Regions from separate parts of the Homo sapiens genome. Here all the other regions are linked to region 1. Evidence: read pairs that join two places in POLR2A ChIA-PET (ENCODE). Cell type or tissue: MCF 10A. All regions are shown on one strand. Links, peaks and the distances in the headings refer to the core of each region. The heading gives the core; the rest is flanking DNA. Region 1 overlaps USP46 (ubiquitin specific peptidase 46). Region 2 has its middle 28 kb from the start of RASL11B. Region 3 has its middle 33 kb from the start of LINC01618.

Region 1 (4,988 bases), core at 930-3,429:
AAGCCTGGAGAGGAGTGGGCTGTTGAAACAGGAGCCAGGGTTGTGGAATAATGGTGTTAAGATCATAGGTTCACCACTTACCTCTGCCTCATGCTAACACTTGACCTTGGCAAGTTAGTTAACCTCATTTCCTTCAGCTATGACATGGGGATAATGAGTCCCCATCAGTGATTTATTTGGCAGAGAGAGTCACATTCAGTATTGCTCAGTGGGACAGGGGCTCCGTGGTGATATGTTGCTAACTAAACAGGTCAGGCATTCGTAGCCACTCTGGGTAAGTGCCCGGTGGTTAGGTAATGTGTGACAGCCAGCAGCCAAAGTGGACATACTCAGAGACAGTTCCTGGCTGGCTGCCCAAGCCTTACATCTGTAGCTAAAGAATTACTGAAAATGTGAATGAAAATATCTCCTCTCCTGGCTTGTGGTCCAGAGCTCAGACTCAGGAACCGAATTTACATAGGTTTGAATCCCAGATCTGCTCTTATTGGCTGAGTGAGCTTGGGCAGGTTCCCTACATTTTTTTCATGTGTAGAATGGGGATATTAAGAGTAATCTGCCTTGGGGTGGCAGGCAAGATTAAATGAATATGTAGATGTGAAGTTCTCTGAATGAGTGGCACCTACTGCTAACTTTTCCCCTGCTTCCCAAGTTTATTCAGTGAGCAAATTTATCAAGTGCCTTCTATACAACCAGACATTCTACTAGGTGCTGGCAAATGAATCAGACCTAATTGCTGCCCTTATAAAGCTTATGGCATAGTACAGGGGTTGGTAAGCTTTTCTGTAAATGTCTGGACAGTAAATGCTTTAGACTTTGTGGGCCGTAGTGTCTCTATCACAGCTACGCAATTCTGCTGTTAATATTGTGAAAGTAGTTGCCATAAGTAAATGAATGATCATGGCTGTGTTGCAGTAAAACTTTATTTATGACAACAATTGGTGGGTCATATTCTGCCCATAGGCTGTAATTTGCAGACCTGTGGTCTAGTGGGAAGACAGTTGTTAAATAATTACAATTATGATGTTACAGATTGTGCTAAGGGCTGTGGAGGAACAGACAGGATTCTATGAGTGGGAAGGGTCAGGGAAGGTAGCTTTGAAGAAGTGACATTGAAACCAAATGATGAGGAGAGGCAGCCAGAGGAGGAGATGGAGGGTGCTCCAGGCTGGTCTGTGGGTTCGTATCTTTTAAAGGCATAACAGATATTCTGCAGCTTTCTTTGGATTAAAATAAATAATTTCGTTCCTCTATTTAATTCATCGCCAGTTTTCTCCTCCCCTACCCTCTCCCTGCAATAATCCAAGAGATAAGCTATGTTACCAAGAGATAAGCTACATTAATATATTAACACATTTTGTTCTGCATATGCACTTTCTTTCTCTCCCTTTTCCATTGTTTTTGTTATATTATTGTCAGTATCTATCCAAGTATTTAGTAAAGATTGCACATTATTTCATTATTAGGTGTAGAATGGTTTACTCTCTAGAACTCAAATTTGCTTTTTGGTACGGTTTTCTCTTTTAGCATTTTAAAAGTTGACATTATTTGTTTTTATTCTTTGGCTAGATAAAAGGTCCACAGTCTTTGAAGTGATTTTGAAAAAAAATCTGCTTTCCTCTTAACTACATCTCATGTCTCCTCTGACTCCCAACCTCAATTTTATGTTTTCTCTAAACAAGTTGCCAGTACTCTGTAGAGATTCCATGGAAAAGGACTTGTGTGTTCTCATTCTAGAAAATTTCAAGGGGTGCTTCAGAAGGAAGGGGGTTCTCCCAACAACTTTGTGACCTCTTCGGTTTCTTCAGTTCTTTCAGTTCTGTGGTTCCAAGGAGACTCTGCCTCCCTGAGAGTCAATATTATGTAGTAGTTAGGGGCACACACACTGGAGCCAGATTGTTCAAGTTCAAACCCAATTCCAGTACTTAGTAGCTGTGTGAACTTGAATAGTTCCCTGCCCTCTCAGTTTTCTTATCTTTAAAATAAGGCCAGTAGCAGTGTCTGCCTCATAGAGTTATTATGAAGATGAAAATGAATGAAATACAAGTAAAATCCCTAGAACAGTAACTGTACACAGTCTATGCTATTTATGAGTTCTCTATTATTATTAATTACATCAGAGGCATCGGTAGCCATAATTCCTCTGTAATCACCCTTGAATTCTGTCAGGTGTCTTCTGACTCATCCTGAGATCTTGGGCTGAGTCACTTCATTTTTGCTTCACTTTCTTCATAAGACTATAGGAATGATCTTTGTCATCAGAATTCTGGGGACACTAGTCCTTTTGAAAATAGGTCCTTTATGTGCTTTGTACTTTGAAAGTATAGTTGATAAGTAGAGTAGCCTTTTGAACGATAGATCTACAAATGTGGGTTTAGCAGCAATGTTCACCTCTTCTGTCATCCACTTTAATTTATGGTCTATAATTAATGACTTATTCTCTATGTACTTAGAAATCCTTACATGTTATCTTTGGCCTTTCTTGTGTCCCTTCCTTGTACAAACTTGAAAGAAAGGCTGCATGTCCTAGGATGCAGATAAATGAGGTGCCTTAGAAAGATCTTGGGCAAGTAAGTTTACTTCTCTGGGCCTTCGTTTTTTAATCTGTGGCATGGTCTGGCTCTTCTCCAAGGATGCTTCCTGGTCCCTGTGTTTTTGTTTTAGGCTCTTCCATATTTTGACAGTGTTCTCATTGGTTTTTCCAGACCTTTTAATGCCATTGTTTTGATTATTTCCTCCTTCTGGGCAAGGCCGTCTTCATCCTTTACCCCTCGACCAAGGAAGAAATTCTAACTTGTTTTCCTTGTAAATTGCTTCAAAACATTTCTTTCTTTATCCGTCTTATGCATTTATGAATCATCCTTCCTGGGATTTTGTTATTGTTGTTTGTGTTTTGGTAGCACCCCTTGGCAGTCATAGAATTGCTTTCAGAGGTGCTTTGAGGAGCTAACATTATAGTCTTGTTGGAACTTGTCCCAGCTCAGATGCTATTTTTAATAAAGTTGGCTGCACTGTTTTTCAAAGGTTACTACGTTTTTTACTGATGGAAATAAGAACCCTATGTTTCTTATGCTTCCCGACCCTGTGATTTACCCCCCAAGATCGGTACTTTGTTCACCATCTGGTCATATAACAATTATTTTTCAGTTCCCCTCATTGCCTTTTGTGTCTTGTGCAGGGTGCTAGCAATAGAAGTGCAATCTCTTGGGTTTGTAACATACTTTACAATTTATACAGTGCTGATAACATTCCCAGTTTTGCTTCATTCTCTCTGCTGCCCTGAGGAATAGTCAGGCTGGATATCAACAGCCCAGCCTCTCAGCCAGGAAGTTAAGGCCACAGAGAGGTAAAGTGACTGAAATCAAAGGCATTTCATAGTGGTAAAAAAAAAAAAATGGCCAAATACAGCTCTGAGGTATTTGCCGAGGGCCTTAGGCAACTGGTTTGCAGGACATTTGTTTACTAAACTTTCATTATATTTTTAAAAATTTGTTAATTTTTTTTTTTTTTTTTGAGATGGAGTTTTGCTCTTATTGCTTAGGCTGGAGTGCCGTGGCGTGATCTTGGCTCATTGCAACCTCTGTCTCCCAGGTTCAGGCAATTCCCCTGCCTCAGTCTCCTGAGTAGCTGGGACTACAGGCATGTGCCACCATGCCTGGCTAATTTTGTATTTTTTTTTTAAGTAGAGACAGAGTTTCTCCATGTTGGTCAGGCTGGTCTCGAACTCCCAACCTCAAGTGATCCGCTCACCTTGGCCTCCCAAACTGCTAGGATTACAGCCATAAGCCTGGCCTAAAATTTTAATAAAAAATAATAATTGCTCATAGTAAAAATTTGAAGAGTTAAGAAGATAATAAGAAAAGCCACTTCTTGACCTCCTCTTCTTCTAGGCCTACTCCCTGATGCTGAAGACCACTGTTATAATCTCTCAAGTCTTCTTTCAAAAATTTCCATTAAATGTAGATGTTGAATACAGTGGCCTGGTCTTGTTCACCTTGTGTCCCTCAGATGTAGAATAGAGCCAGGCACGTCGCAGGGCTCAGTGTCTGTTGATGGAATGAACCACATTTACAGTATTGTCCTATGCAACACGTTATTACTCTGTAACATGTTTTTACTTATCATTGTATCTTAGGCAAATTTTCATAGCAGTACCTGTAGGGTAACTTTACTTTTTAAATTAGCTACATGGTATTCCATCATATGAATTACTATAATTATTTACCCAATTCAAGTTACTCCCATTTTTTTTTTCCTGTTAGAAAGCTTGCTGCAGGGATATGACTACTGATTGTCCCCTCAGTATCCATTTTTCAGCCAGGCACAATGGCTCACACCAGTAATCCCAGCACTTTAGGAGGTCAAGGGGAAAGGATTGTTTGAGCCCAGGAATTTCGAGACCAGCCTGGACAACATGGCAAGACCCTGACTCTACCAAAAAAAAAAAAAAAAAAAAAAACCCAGGCATGGTAGCATATGCCTGTAGTACCAGCTACTCATGGGGCTGAGGTGGGAGGATCACTTGAGCCTGAAAGGTTGACGCTGCAGTGAACCCTGTTAGCACCACTGCACTCCAGCCTGGGCGACAGAGTGAGAACCTGTCTGAAAAAAAAAATTCACTTTTCATTTCTAGAGACATTTTACCTGGTCGTGGCTGCCCAGGTAAAGACCACCTTTGCCAAACTCCCTTGCAGCTAGGTGTGGCCATATGACTAGATTAGATTCTAGCTAGCAGGATTGTGAGCAAAAGTAATGTGTGCAGCTTCCAGGAGCATCCTAGAGGAGGATCAGTCCTTTCCCATTTTTTTTTCTGCTTCCCCCTGGCAGAAGGCATTTGGTGGTAGGAGCTAGAGTAGCCATATTGGTTCCAAAGATGGAAACTGGCTCTTGAGGATGACAGTGCAACAAGATAAAAGGACCCCGAGTCCTCAACACTGCAGAGCAGCTGTATCAGGCCCACGCTGCATCCTCTTGCATACTTACATGAGAGA
Region 2 (4,988 bases), core at 1,231-3,730, 190 kb before region 1:
GCTCTGGATTCTTTTTGAGGAAAGTAGTAACTGGTTTCTAAGATGGCCACTGAACTTCACTTTCTGATATTCACGCTCTTGACAGTCCCCACCCACAATGAATGGGGCTGATCTGTGTAATCAAAAAGAGATTGTAGAAAGAGTGGTATATGTCATAAAAGACAAGGTTGCATCCACCTTGCTCTTTTGGATCACTCACCCTGGGAACTAGCTGCTGTGTTATGGGGAACTCAAGAAGTCCCACAGAGAGGCCCAAGCGCTGAGAAACTGAGGCCTCCTGCCAACAGCCAGCGCCAGCTTGCTAGCCATGTGAGGGAGACACCTATGAAGCAGAACTTCTGCCCCCAGTCCAGCTCTCAGATGGCTGCAGCCACCCACTGACAGTTTGACTACCACCTCATGAGGGCCCCCAATCCAAAATTCCCTGGCAAAGCCACTCCTGCATTCCCACACACAAACTGTGTGAGATAATAAGTGTTTGTTGTTTTCTTAGGTTGCCGAGTTTTGGAGTAATTTGTTATGTAGCAACAGATTAAAAAATATGGTGTTATTTTCTTTTCATATATATAATTTTTATTTTTAATTTTTGTGGGTACAGAGTAGGTGTATGTATTTGTGGGGTACATGAGATGTTTTGAAACAGGCATGCAATGTGAAATAATCATGGAGAATGGGGTATCCATCCCCTCAAGGATTTATCCTTTGAATGCAATCCAATTATATTATTTTAGTATTTTATTTTATTTTATTTATTTTATTTTATTTTATTTTATTTTATTTTATTTTATTTTATTTTATTTTATTTATTTTATTTTATTTTATTTTATTGAGATGGAATCCTACTTTGTCACCCAGGCTGGAGTGCAGTGGCGTGATCTTGGCTCACTCCAGCCTCTGCCTCTCGGGTTCCAGCGATTCTGCTGCCTCAGCCTCCTGGGTAGCTGGGATTACAAGCACGTGCCACCACAGCCAGCTAATTTTTATATTTTGAGTAGAGACAGGATTTCAATATGTTGGCCAGGCTGGTCTTGAACTCCTGACATCAGGTGATCTGCCCACCTCGGCCTCCCAAAGTGCTAGGATTATAGGCTTGAGCCACTATGCCCAGCCTCTCTTAGTTATTTTTAAATGTAAAATTAAATTATCATTGTCTATAGTCACCCTGTTGTGCTATCAAATACTAGGCCTTATTCATTCATTCTAACTATTTTTTGTACCCATTAAAGGAGTTATTTTCTTCATTTGATCCAAAGAGGAGGTGCATGACCTGAGCTAGACCAAGCCCACCCTTTCCTGTTAGAATTTCAGCAGAGTAAGAATGGCTGGGGCTTATTCATCCTGATGAGACTTTTTCTGTTAAAGACTTTTCCTTATTGATCTTGCCTCCTAGTTCTCTAGAATACCTTCACACCTGCCTATTTTGGAGCTGGTCCTCCTGGCTTTCACTCGCGTCCGTGTGAAGAGACCACCAAACAGGCTTTGTGCGAGCAATAAAGCTGTTTATTTCACCTGGGTGCAGGTGGGCTGAGTCCGAAAAGTGAAGGGAGATAGGGGTGGGGCCGTTTTATAGGATTTGGGTAGGTAAAGGAAAAAGGAGGGTTGTTCTCTGGCAGGCAGGAGTGGGGTGCTCAGCAGGGGAGCTTTTGAGACAGGATGAGCCAGGAGAAGGAATTTCACAAGATAATGCCATCAGTTAAGGCAGGAACAGGCCATTTTCATTTCTTTTGTGATGGAATGTCATCAGTTAAGGCAGGAACCAGCCACCTGGATGTGTACGTGCAGGTCACAGGGGATATGATGGCTTAGCTTGGGCTCAGAGGCCTGACACTGGCTTCCCATTAATTCTGCAAGCACCGAATATCCTTCAATGCATTTCCTTTTGCTTCAGTTAAGCACAAGCAGTGGAGTGAGAAAACTGGGTTCAAATCCCAGTTCCACCACTGACTGCAGTCTTGGACAAGTTGCTTGAGCTCTCTGTACTTCCATTGCTTCCTCTTTGACAAGTGTGTATAATAATAAGACATACGGGTATGTGGCTCACAGGGTTATCAGAAGGATCAATAAGTTAGTACTTAGCAAGCACTCAGAATATGGCCTATCACATAAAGAGCAGCAGGAAGCATTTGCTGTTATTGAAACCAATGAATACTACTCACCAGAACAGCCCAGGGAAGCACTGAGGTCGCTGACTAGTCAAGAGTGCAGAACCTCCAAGATTTGAGCCCCGCCTGGATTGCCTGATTTCACGTCTCTAGACCTTTAATCACTCCTAGGTAATAGCAGCACAGCTTGGCTGGAGCACAGTGCTAAGATATCCTCTTGTAATTATGCCAAAATTCACTTTTAACATGAGTCAGGCAGTGGCTCTCAGCTTGCTTTAGCAGGGTTATACCCAATCCACCCCCACACCAAAAAGGGAGCTTCTCCCCTTGTCTGTGGTCATTCCCATCTCTATCACACATTCTGATCTCTCACTCCAACTGTGAAGAACAGCCACTGGCTGTCTTCTACCTCTTACCTTTCCTCATCTACCTAGTTTTCATACCACACCTGGATGCTGATGAATAGATTTCTCTTGCTTACCTTGTTATTTTACTGGGAGTGGATGGGCAGATTGAATGAGGAAAGTAGTCCAAAGAGGAGCTGACAGGTGCCTTTGGACAAACAAGCAAGTGATATAGGTTACTGGGAAGTCACCCAAGATAGGGCAGAGTAGACCACTGCAATCCAAAGCCACCTTAATAGGCCAGAGAAAATGCATGAGAAAGTGGGAAGAGTGTGTGGGCAACAGAATTAAGAGTCCAGGCCCCCCGCCTGATTAACAAGAGCAGGATTTTTGTAAGTTCCAAGATTCACAGGGATATAAGGACTCATTCCTTCTTTCCACATATATTTACTGAGCATCTACTATGTACCAGGTACTGTGCTAGGTACTGAGGATGCGTCAGTGAACAAAGCAAAGTGACTGTCCTCACAGAGTGGCATTGCAGTGATAGAGATGGATAAAGTTAAATATATAGTTTGTTAGGTGATCACTAAGAAGAAAAGAATAACAGAAATGTCTTAGAAACAGAGCCTGAGACAGGGATTCAGGGCAGCTGATTTAGTTTTTAGGGTGTTTGTTTGTTTGTTTTGTTCTTGTTTTTGTTTTTGTTTTTTGAGACAGAGTTTCACTCTTGTCGCCCAGGCTGGAGTGCTATGGCACAATCTCAGCTCACTGCAACCCCCGCCTCTGGATTCAGGTGATTCTCCTGCCTCAGCCTCCCAAGTAGCTGGGACTAGAGGCGCCTGCCACCATGCCAGGCTAATTTTTTTTTTTTTGTATTTTTAGTAGAGACGGGGTTTCACCATGTTTGCCAGGCTGGTTTCAAACTCCTGACCTCAGGTGATCTGCCTGTCTCAGCCTCCCAAAGTGCTGGGGTTACAGGCATGAATCACCATACCCAGCCCTGATTTAGTTTTGAGGGAGAGCTCTCAGATGAAAAAGAGTGAAGGAAGGAATCAAGGAGTGAATGGGAAAAAAGCCAAACAAGATGTGGTCTTAGGTCTGATCCACAGGGACTCTGGAATATTCACATAACACTGCAGAATTCTCCCCCTTCCCCTTAAGGTGAAGGAAGCGGCCTTTTGTGTTCCGGTATCTTTCCATCACTGGCTGCAGGCTGCCCTAGCGTGGGTGCAGAAGGGAATGTGATTTCCCATCAAGGCAGTACCTGTTAGTTGAGTGAAATTCTCCAGGGAAGCAGGACATCTGGGAGTCTTTGGCAGCTGATCTTCACAGCAGCTCAGGGTGGGTGCACTGGGAGGAAAAGATTCTGGATGGAGCAACTGCCATGTCTACCTCAGGAGGAGGGGTTACAACATACCAGTAGGAGGTAACATTTTACATCGGATGGACAGGGGACCTCACTGAGAAGGTGGCTTCAAGAAATGCCTAAAGGAAGTGAGAGCACCCATTGTGTGGCCAATGGGGAGAAGTTGTGTGTTGAGAGGTGGGGGTTGTCCGTAGGCAGGAATGGCAGGTGCAAAGTCTCTGATGTGGCAGTGGTCTTGGCATGCTAAAGAAAAAGCAAGGAGGCTGGAGTGGAGGAATGAGAGACAGGCAAAGAAGACGCAGTGTGCAATGTAATGAAGAAGAAGGCAAGAAAAGCATATGACACTTGTAAATCAGAACCTGGACTGTACATTCCTTCTGAGAGTTAAGAAGCCACTGGAAGATTCTGAGCAGAGGGTTGACATGATTGCACTTTTATCTAGCAGGTTTATTCTTGGCTCCCATGTTGACAGTAGACCAAAGAGGCCAAGAGTGGAAGTGGGAGGCCAATTATAAGGTTATTGAAATAATCCAAGTGAGAGAAGTTAGCACTTGGACCAAGGTAGTGGTGGTGAAGGGTGATCAAATTCTGGAAATATTTTGATAGGTGAGCCAAGAAGAGTTTTTTTGAGAGTCTGAATGTCGGGTTTGAAAGAAAGAGAAAAGTCGAGAATGGTTCCAAGTTTTCGGACCTGACGTCTAAGAAGACAGTTTTCATCTACTGAGATGGGAAAGCTGGAACTGAGCTATCTTCAAGGGATTGATTAGAAGTAGTTTTAGACATGCTGAGTTCGAGATGTCCATTGGACATCCAAGAGAAAATGCCAAGTAGATACTTTAATAAAAATGTGGAAGTCCTAAGTGAAAAGATGTCACTCAAAAATATGAGATCATATAGGGAGTGAGTAAAGATTTTTTAAAAAGAGAGAAAAGAGATCCAAAAATATTTGTCCAGTGAAGCATGGCTGGGCTTGAGGCACCCCGCCAGCCATAGGGGTGTCTTCCCAATGACCTACGCGAGGTCCACTTTTGTGTCCCCAGAGCACTCACCTATGATGGGGTCACAGGGTGTGTCATAATTCCCAGAAGCCCCACCCTTGGAGCATCAGATTATATTTCAGAATCATAAATATAGAGATATTTAAATAATACCTGTATCAAAACCCTACATTTT
Region 3 (4,988 bases), core at 1,312-3,811, 180 kb before region 1:
AGATTGTCATTCTGGAGCTCAGGAAAGTATGTCTCATCACATTCCCTGCACTCAGTGTCACCCGTATAAAGCAGGACACTCCTGGGCTGTGTGATGTGGTGTTGAGGTCTTCCTTCCTGCTCCAGCACTCTCTGCACCATAAACCCGCTCCCCCCACCTCACTGCCTGGCCACGTGGGAACCAAGCATGGGGAAGCCTGTCCCAGAGGCCCACCCTAGCCCTATCCACCAAATTCTTGTGATCAGTTTAACTACACAACAAAATTCAGATCAGAGTGAGGATTAGCCGAGGTAGTTTGTGAACAGTGCTTTGAACTTCACAGATGAAAGCCTCCTGACTTCCCCCGTTCACACAAAGATAGCCCAAGGTATTAAACGTGACGTAAACACATTGCCACCCCCTGGCTTCTCCACCCGATGCTAGGAGACTTTGCAGCTGGCTGGGTGATCAGTCAGCGTCCCAAATTGCCTTCCCCTGTGGCATTCCACTCAGGTCTCCCAGAGGGGGGAAATGGATTCTGTCCTCAGCCCACTGCTCCTGGAATTGCAAGCATTCGGTGAGGCTGGCCCCCACCCCTGGCTTCTCCAGGGCTCCTGCATGCAGAGCAGTGCTGCAGAGGACCATGGTACATGGACTTCCCCTCCACTATCCATCTCAGAGTGCACAGCTCAGGGCCAGAGACGAGGGGCAGAGCCAGGAGGGAGGCAGAGCAGCCCTCAGCATGGCCTGGCCTGCTGCTCGAGGTTATTGTTCCCAGATGGAGATTGTCAAACCCTGTCAGCCTCAGATACACACTGAGAGTGCTATATCCGCATTCCTGGAATGTGTGGCGGCCCCAGCTTCACCTTCTACAGCCTTTGATTCAATAACATGTCAAGTCCCTTCAGCCTCACCAGAGCTAAAACTTTCTCATCCACTCACTGCCTCTGCACACAGGCATTGTGGCTGTCTAAATATTTAAGCTGGGCCAAGGGGAGGTATATTTAGTCTGGATTGATTACGCTAGTTGTTTAAGCCAACTGGATCTCACCTGCTCATGTCAGTTTCATGATGAGCTCTGGAAGCCAAAGGCTGTTGGCTGTGCTTGTTGGGCCTTAGAACTGAGTATCATGACTGCTGTCCCAGGGGTTGGCTGCCTACAGGGCCAGGGGGAAGGAGCATGGCAATTTGGCTGGTTGCTCTTTAGTGTATGGCGTGGCTGCCGGCACCACAAAAGGCCTTAGCCAGAGACTTCTGGGGGTATCCTGGTGCCCTTCATTCTCCACTCGGCACACCCGGGCCATCACACAGACCCCTCCACACCAGTCCTGGCATTGCCTGCTAGCATTGTGATGCTGCTCCCGCCTGGTAGACCCTTTCTACAATGAGTCTATTCCCTTTGACTGATCTGAAAGAAATTGAATCTGCGAGTCATGAGGGTAATTGTGGGGACAGATGAGGATACCTGGGCCCAGGGATGAAAAGCAGTTTGCTTAGGATCACACAGCAGTTGGTGATGCAGCTGTATCTATAATTCTGGACCTTCGACTTTCCAGCTATCATGGGTCACATTGTGTCTTCTAAAAAGGCACGTTGAAATCCTAACTCCTGGTACTTGTGAATATGACCTTATTTGGAAATAAGGTATTTGCAGATGCAATCAAGTTGCAATGTGGTCATTAGAGCAGACCCTAACCCAATATGATTGGTTTCCTTATAATAAGAGGGAAATTTGGACACAGACATACACAGAGGGAAGACAGCCCATATGAAGAAGGAGGCAGACATTAGGGCTATGCAGCCAGAAGCCAGGGAACACCTGGATGAAGCCTCCATGAACTGGAAGAGGCAAGGAGGGATCCTCCCCTAGAGGCTTTGGAGGGAGTGTGGCCCTGCCCACCATCTTGATTTTAGACTTCTAACGTCCAGAACTGTGAGAGAAGGAATTTCTGGTGTTTTATGCCACCCAGTTTGTGGCATTTTGTTACAGCAGTCCTAGAAAACTCATACCATCCAATAGTGTCTCTGATACAAGAACTGGGTGAAATTCTAGAAAATGCGGTTCCTTGGAAGTGATGAGAGACAGCTCATTGTGGTTTCAGATTCAAGAGTACCTAGCAGGTCATGTTTAATATGTGAGTCATCTCTGAGGAGAACTTGATGTTCTGTGTTTCCTGTTACCTGAGAAAAGCTCTCCATCAAGGCCCAGTGATATGGACTCCTTCTCTCCTCCTAAAGTTTAATTTGTGGATTAATGTGAAATCATCCTTCTGATGATTTCATGTATGTGGCCTTCCCATCTGAGGTATTTCAACACACTTACCAAATACCGTGACCCTTAGGAGTGGCCTCTGGGGTTAGGAATTCCTGCTTTGCATCTGCCCTTTAACCTCCCCTAGTCCGAATGCCTTCATTAAACTGAGTCATTTAGTTTTGTGAATTCAGAAAAAATGAAAAGAGCTGGCATAGAAAACACTAGGGCTCTAGCTTTGGACTGACTGTGGGCTGTGGGTTTGGTCAAATAGGGCTTTGCAATTGACCTCAATGTTTATCCCAATTCTCAAGGCACAGAGATTATGAGCTGGCAATTTTCCGAGAATCCATTAGTCAACTCCTTGAGTCTGTGATGATGTTTCTTACAAGGCAATTAGCAGGTTTTTTCGTCCAGGGAGAGGTGTGTTCATGCCCTGACACCCAGCAATGCCAGTCCAAGAGAACCCTCATGCCTGTGGCCTTCTGCCAGCCTCACACATCAGCTGAGGTTGGCTCCCCAAACCCTAGGTCTCCTGGTTGTATCACTTTGGGAATAACCATACAAATAAATATGTTCCATTTTTGTGACTCACTGCCCCTCGCTGAAGCTTCTTGTTTACTATGGAAGAGCTAAGAATCTAAATGCATCAAGAGACAGCTCTCTCCACCCCGCAAGACATGAGTTGCACTAAGTGGAAGCATACTTTCTCTGTCTTCCCAAACCAATGGGTGGAATCAATTTAAAACCTCATAGTCATGCAATCCATGTGCAGAAACTCCCCTGCATGTTTTAATGTTCCTACCAAAAAGAACATAATGTTCTTGCCTGTATTTTAAGATAGCATTGCACTGCAAGGGCAATAGGTTTAAACAACTTCTCACTGGCTACACCAATTATAGTATAGTCATACACGGCACCCTGTGTAGCCACAGAGAGTCATGCTTGGGAAGCAAATTTTGTGATGTGGGAAAATGTTTATGGTCTGTTATTTTTTTTTTTTTTTAATTTTTTTTTTTATTATACTCTAAGTTTTAGGGTACATGTGCACATTGTGCAGGTTAGTTACATATGTATACATGTGCCATGCTGGTGCGCTGCACCCACTAACGTGTCATCTAGCATTAGGTATATCTCCCAGTGCTATCCCTCCCCCCTCCCCCGACCCCACCACAGTCCCCAGAGTGTGATATTCCCCTTCCTGTGTCCATGTGATCTCATTGTTCAATTCCCACCTATGAGTGAGAATATGCGGTGTTTGGTTTTTTGTTCTTGCGATAGTTTACTGAGAATGATGGTTTCCAATTTCATCCATGTCCCTACAAAGGACATGAACTCATCATTTTTTATGGCTGCATAGTATTCCATGGTGTATATGTGCCACATTTTCTTAATCCAGTCTATCATTGTTGGACATTTGGGTTGGTTCCAAGTCTTTGCTATTGTGAATAGTGCCGCAATAAACATACGTGTGCATGTGTCTTTATAGCAGCATGATTTATAGTCATTTGGGTATATACCCAGTAATGGGATGGCTGGGTCAAATGGTATTTCTAGTTCTAGATCCCTGAGGAATCGCCACACTGACTTCCACAATGGTTGAACTAGTTTACAGTCCCACCAACAGTGTAAAAGTGTTCCTATTTCTCCACATCCTCTCCAGCACCTGTTGTTTCCTGACTTTTTAATGATTGCCATTCTAACTGGTGTGAGATGATATCTCATAGTGGTTTTGATTTGCATTTCTCTGATGGCCAGTGATGATGAGCATTTCTTCATGTTTTTTTTGGCTGCATAAATGTCTTCTTTTGAGAAGTGTCTGTTCATGTCCTTCGCCCACTTTTTGATGGGGTTGTTTGTTTTTTTCTTGTAAATTTGTTTGAGTTCATTGTAGATTCTGGATATTAGCCCTTTGTCAGATGAGTAGGTTGCGAAAATTTTCTCCCATGTTGTAGGTTGCCTGTTCACTCTGATGGTAGTTTCTTTTGCTGTGCAGAAGCTCTTTAGTTTAATTAGATCCCATTTGTCAATTTTGGCTTTTGTTGCCATTGCTTTTGGTGTTTTGGACATGAAGTCCTTGCCCACGCCTATGTCCTCAATGGTAATGCCTAGGTTTTCTTCTAGGGTTTTTATGGTTTTAGGTCTAACGTTTAAATCTTTAATCCATCTTGAATTGATTTTTGTATAAGGTGTAAGGAAGGGATCCAGTTTCAGCTTTCTACATATGGCTAGCCAGTTTTCCCAGCACCATTTATTAAATAGGGAATCCTTTCCCCATTGCTTGTTTTTCTCAGGTTTGTCAAAGATCAGATAGTTGTAGATATGTGGCATTATTTCTGAGGGCTCTGTTCTGTTCCATTGATCTATATCTCTGTTTTGGTACCAGTACCATGCTGTTTTGGTTACTGTAGCCTTGTAGTATAGTTTGAAGTCAGGTAGTGTGATGCCTCCAGCTTTGTTCTTTTGGCTTAGGATTGACTTGGTGATGCGGGCTCTTTTTTGGTTCCATATGAACTTTAAAGTAGTTTTTTCCAATTCTGTGAAGAAAGTCATTGGTAGCTTGATGGGGATGGCATTGAATCTGTAAATTACCTTGGGCAGTATGGCTATTTTCACGATATTGATTCTTCCTACCCATGAGCATGGAATGTTCTTCCATTTGTTTGTGTCCTCTTTTATTTCCTTGAGCAGTGGTTTGTAGTTCTCCTTGAAGAGGTCCTTCACATCCCTTGTAAGTTGGATTCCTAGGTATTTTATT

What was found. Peaks named below come from ENCODE experiments on the same cell type or tissue, not always from the same donor. Only the 100,000 strongest peaks of a DNase experiment are listed, where the experiment ranks them.
Region 2: POLR2A ChIA-PET joins it to region 1 with 5 read pairs; 1 of 35 experiments calls an interaction of 5 or more read pairs at or near these places.
Region 3: POLR2A ChIA-PET joins it to region 1 with 7 read pairs; 2 of 35 experiments call an interaction of 5 or more read pairs at or near these places.

Annotation. Positions count from the first base shown.
Region 1 is chr4:52,639,329-52,644,316 of GRCh38, reverse strand. The region is part of intron 1 of USP46 (ubiquitin specific peptidase 46); the gene reads left to right. Among named protein-coding and RNA genes, the nearest start is that of USP46, 17 kb to the left of the region's middle. RefSeq lists enhancers at 2,104-2,293, 2,304-2,373 and a silencer at 4,481-4,711. In MCF 10A, for the core only: no CTCF peak of the experiment used is centred there; DNase peaks (open chromatin) are centred at 2,186 and 2,916.
Region 2 is chr4:52,831,641-52,836,628 of GRCh38, reverse strand. No RefSeq gene overlaps it. Among named protein-coding and RNA genes, the nearest start is that of RASL11B, 28 kb to the left of the region's middle. RefSeq lists enhancers at 1,365-2,221, 2,222-3,079, 3,618-4,118. In MCF 10A, for the core only: no CTCF peak of the experiment used is centred there; a DNase peak (open chromatin) is centred at 2,308.
Region 3 is chr4:52,820,737-52,825,724 of GRCh38, reverse strand. No RefSeq gene overlaps it. Among named protein-coding and RNA genes, the nearest start is that of LINC01618, 33 kb to the right of the region's middle. In MCF 10A, for the core only: no CTCF peak of the experiment used is centred there; DNase peaks (open chromatin) are centred at 2,114 and 2,594.